Regions from separate parts of the Homo sapiens genome. Here region 2 is linked to region 1. A link is an interaction called in ENCODE POLR2A ChIA-PET data of the cell type or tissue named here. Cell type or tissue: B cell. All regions are shown on one strand.

What was found. ChIA-PET counts read pairs that join two places held together with the same protein. Peaks named below come from ENCODE experiments on the same cell type or tissue, not always from the same donor. Only the 100,000 strongest peaks of a DNase experiment are listed, where the experiment ranks them.
Region 2: POLR2A ChIA-PET joins it to region 1 with 6 read pairs; 9 of 35 experiments call an interaction of 5 or more read pairs at or near these places.

The regions. Positions count from the first base shown.
Region 1 is chr21:33,233,983-33,236,482 of GRCh38, forward strand. All of the region lies in intron 1 of IFNAR2-IL10RB (IFNAR2-IL10RB readthrough), which reads left to right. All of the region lies in intron 1 of IFNAR2 (interferon alpha and beta receptor subunit 2), which reads left to right. Among named protein-coding and RNA genes, the nearest start is that of IFNAR2-IL10RB, 5.3 kb to the left of the region's middle. RefSeq lists an enhancer at 702-751. In B cell, no CTCF peak of the experiment used is centred here; no DNase peak of the experiment used is centred here; H3K27ac peaks cover 817 bases.
Region 2 is chr21:33,473,764-33,476,263 of GRCh38, forward strand. The region is part of intron 1 of TMEM50B (transmembrane protein 50B); the gene reads right to left. Among named protein-coding and RNA genes, the nearest start is that of TMEM50B, 5.0 kb to the right of the region's middle. In B cell, no CTCF peak of the experiment used is centred here; no DNase peak of the experiment used is centred here.

The DNA of each region.
Region 1 (2,500 bases):
AATAGTAAATATGGTATAAAATTAAAAGATGCTATGTGAATATATAATACTGCAACTTTTAATATCTTTCATAAGTTTTATTTAAAACCTTAGAGGGATATCATAGGAAATTATACTTTCTTATGGACAAAAAAATTTAAATTTTAACAACTCCTTTGACTTTATTTTAGTCTTTTCCCAAGTAACATTAAACAGAAACACTGTGTGTGTGTGTGTGTGTGTGTGTGTGTGTGTGTGTGTGTTTATGCATAGAAAGATCTGTGGGATTATGTTCGCCTAATATTAATGATAGTAATAGTTTTTACAGAAGAAAAAAGAAAGATGTTTGAAAAATAAGCTAGAATCAAATATGCCAAGATGTTAACAATTGTTGATGCTGGATGGTAGGAATAAGGATGAGTGTTACTTTCTTATTTGTACTTTTTCATATTTTTCTAATTTCCAGAAAAAGATATGTAATTGTTTTTGTCTAACATTTCTGAATCCACTTCATTCATTATTCATTGCCTCCTTGACAATGTGCATCAGTCTATGTCAAACAGAAGGAAAGACACAGCCATACTTTACCAGGAGACTATGAGGCAGCGAGTTCCTGGAGGGTTGTTTGTCTGTCTAGGAGGAGTTGGAATTCAAAGAATCACTTCACTCAATCCATCCATTTTATCTGGGCCTTGAAAATTGGCAGGGTTTGTCTGGTCTCAGGGTGAATAGCAGGTAGAGCTCTTCTTTCAGAATGGAGAAGGCCACAGTGTCACAGGGTGAACCTGTGACAAAATTGGGGTTCAGCCTGGGAAGCCACATGAGTTGTTGGCTTCGCACAGGATGGAATTAAAGAGCAAGCTGACAGAATTAAGTGAAAGCAAGTTTATTAAGAAAGTCAAGGAATGAAAGGGTGGCTACTCCATAGGCAGAGCAGCAGCATGGGCTGCTCCACTAAGTATACTTATGGTTATTTCTTGATCATATGCTAAACAAGTGGTGGATTATTCATAAGTTGTCTGCAAAAGGGGTGGGAGTTCTGGAACTGAGGGTTCCTCACTTTTTTCGATGATATAGGGTAACTTCTGCATGTTGCCATGGCATTTGTAAACTGTGGTGGCACTGGTGGGAGTTTCCTTTAGCATGCTAATATATTGTAATTAGCATATGATAAGCAGTGAGGACAGTTTTGTCACCATCTTGGTTTTGGCAGGCTTTGGCCAGCTTCTTTACTGCGTCCTGTCTTATCAGCAGGGTCTTTGTGACCTCCTGTTTTATCACATAACTAAGAATGCCTAACCCCCTGGGAATGCAGCCCAGCAGGTCTCAGCCTCATTTTACCCAGCTGCTACTCAAGATGGAGTCACTCTGGTTCCAACACCTCTGACAAGAGCAGGGGGTGACCTGTCACCTGGGGCTCAGCAGGACAATAACTCTAGGAAAAACTGGAAAGGCTGATAGCCTTGAATTTAACCTAAGGAGCTTGGTGCATTGTCAGGCAACAGTGAGCTACAGACTGAGCTCACTACATAATTCACAGGGCCCACCCAGAGCCAAATAAAAATGCCTGAGAAAGTACCACTAAAGGTACTAAAATATAAAGCCTTTTCTTCCACAGTCTCTCTCTCTCAACACGTAATGTTTTTTTGTTTGCTATTTAATATCATTCTAAGTAAAAAAATAGGCCGGGCATGGTGGCTAACGCCTGTAATCCCAGCACTTTGGGAGGCCAAGTCAGGTGGATCATGAGGTCAGGAGATCGAGACCATCCTGGCTAACACTGTGAAACCCCGTCTCTACTAAAAATACAAAAAATTAGCTGGGTGTGGTGGCGGGCGCCTGTAGTCCCAGCTACTCTGGAGGCTCAGGCAGGAGAATGGAGTGAACTCGGAAGGCGGAGCTTGCAGTGAGCCAAAGTTTGCGCCACTGCACTCCAGCCTGGGGGACAGAGTGAGACTCTGTCTCAAAAAATAAAATAAAATAAAAAATAAAAATAAAAACTTGAATTATTAGCATGAATATTGCAGTTCTTTATATTATGCAAAACCAGATTTAAATAAGAGCATTTAATTCATATATGGAATTGCCAAGTTATACCATTAGTACTTTACAGCACATCTTGGGAGGTTCCCTTGAACTAGCCAGAAGAAGCAAACTGAAGCCAGACAGAGGAAGATTGCAAAGAGGAAGAGAGGGTCTCCACCAGGCACAGAGCCACCCAAGGGAGCCCTCCCTCAGGCTCAGGGATACCGAGGGAGCCAGAGCAGATTCACACAGGTCCCTGGGGCCCCTCTGCCCTGGTGACTCTAGGATGCATGTACTTGCACCTGACTTCTAGGCATCCCCCTCCTGCTAGCTTCCCCTCGATCCAGCCTGGGGCAGGCTCTGTGGAAGTCAAGCCTTGCATCTCCCTTTCCCAAGCACCTACCATCCTAACCCACAGTGTAGTGGCCACGTCCAAGGGTCTTTACGTCTCTGCCTCAGATATGCTAGGTACCTGGGTCAAGAGTGACCCAGAGAC
Region 2 (2,500 bases), 240 kb after region 1:
ATTGCCACGGAGTGGAAGCAACCAAACATACATCAACGAATGGATAAATAAAACATAGCACATCCATACAACGAAATACAAATTCAGCAACAAAAAGGAAAGAGGTTCCTACTGATAGATGCTACATGAACGAACCTCAACAACTGACTAAGTAAAAGACAGAAGACCATATATTGTGTGATTCCATTTACAAGAAACATCCAGAATAGGCAAATCTATAGACATAAAGCGGATTAGTGGCTGTCTAGGGATGGGGAGAAGAAAGATACAAAGTGACTGCAAAAGGCTACAAGATTCTAAAACTAGATTGTGGCAATGACTGCACAGCTCCGTAAATACTAAAAATCATTCGACTGTACACTTAAAACAGGTGAATGTTACAGTATATATACTGTATCTCAACAAAGCTGTGTTTTTTGGGGGGCAGGGGAGGGGGTTGTTGTTGTTTTTTTTAAGAGAGACAGGGTTTCACCCAGTTGTCCAAGCTGGTCTTAAACTCCTGAACTCAAGCGATCTGCCTGCCTCAGCCTCCCAAAATGCTGAGATTACAGGTGTGCACCACCATTCCCAGCCAGTTTTCTTTTTTTTAATAAGAGTAAAATAATGGTACTTCCAGGTAAACAAAAATTGAGATAATTCATCACCAAACCTGCGCTAAGAAAGAAATGCTAAAGGGAATTCTTCAAGCTGAAAGGAATGATACCCGATGAAACTGAGACCTACAAGAAAAACTGAAGAGGCCAGGTGCAATGGCTAACACTTGTAATCCCAGCACTTTGGGAGGCCAAGGTGGGTGGATTACCTGAGGTCAGGAGTTCGACACCAGCCTGGTGAAACCCTGTCTCTACTAAAAATACAAAACCAAGCTGGGCGTGGTGGTGGATGCCTGTAATCCCACCTATTCAGGAGGCTGAGGCAGGAGAATCGCTTGGACCCGGGAGGCAGAGGTTGCAGTGAGCCAAGATCGTGCCATTGCACTCCAGCCTGGGCAACAGGAGTGAAACTCCGTCACCAAAAAAAAAAAAAATAAAAATAAAAATAAATAAATAAATAAAATAAAATAAAATAAAAATAAATAAAATAAAAAAGCAAGAGAAAGATAAACACAAACAAATCAGGACAGAGGCTACCTCTGGAAGAAAAAAATGCAAACATTTTGTTCCCCCACCGCCACCACCCCCAAGACAGAGTCTCTCTCTGTCACCCAGGATGGAGTGCAGTGGCGTGATCTGAGCTCACTGCAACCTCCACCTCCCAGGTTCAAGCAATTCTCCTGCCTCAGCCTCCCAAGTAGCGGAGATTACAGGTGCCCACCACCACGACCGGCTAATTTTTATATTTTTGGTAGAGACAGGGTTTCACATGTTGGCCAGGCTGGTCTCCAACGCCCAGTCTTCAGTGATCTGCCTGTCTCAGCCTCCCAAGATGCTGGCATTACAGGTGTTGAGCCACTGCGGCTGGCCAAACATTTTGTTTCTTAATCTGGTAGTGGATACAAAATGATCATTGCAATAGTATTCTTTAAATTATACATGTTTTATATGCTTTTTTGTACCTGAGATAAAATTTGCAATGAAAGAAATTATTACTATTTTTTTTTGGGAGATGGAGTCTCGCTCTGTCGCCCAGGCTGGAGTGCAGTGGCACGATCTTGGCTCACTGTAACTCCCGCCTCCTGGATTCAAGCAGTTATCTGCCCCCACCTCCCAAGTAGCTGGGATTACAGGGGCCCATCACCAGGCCCGGCTACTTTTTTGTATTTTTAGTAGAGACAGGGTTTCACCATCTTGGCCAGGCTGGTCTTGAACTCCTGACCTCGTGATCCACCCGCCTTGGCCTCCCAAAGTGCTGGGAATACAGGCGTGAGCCACCGCGCCCAGGAAGAAATTACTTTTAAAAAAGAACAAGCAGCTGGGTGCGGTGGCTTACTCCTGTAATCCCAGCACTTTGGGAGGCCAAGGTGGGCAGATCATGAGGTCAGGAGAACAAGACAATCCTGGCTAACACGTTGAAACCCCATCTCTAATAAAAATACAAAAAATCAGCTGGGCGTGGTGGCACGCACCTGTAGTCCCAGCTACTCGGGAGGCTGAGGCAGGAGAATCACTTAAACCCAGGAGGTGGAGGTTGCAGTGAGCCAAGATCTCACCACTGCACTCCGGCCTGGGCAGCAGAGCCCCCTCTAATCTGAAGGACCTCTCTTATCACTTCTGCCAACCCAATTAAATGAGGCAATATAACCTTAAGGTCAACACCACTTCGTGGTAAGAAGAGTAATAAATCCTCTATTATTTAATACAGTCTTCAAAATTTTCTGTTCCAGCCTCTAAATATAAAAGAATATATAGAGCCAGGCACAGTGGCTCATGCCTGTAAACCCAAGACTTTGGGAGGCCTAGGTGGGTGGATCCCCTGAGATCGGGAGTTCAAGACCAGCCTGACAAAAGCCCGTCTCTACTAAGAATACAAAATTAGCCGAGGTGGTGGCGCATGTCTGTAA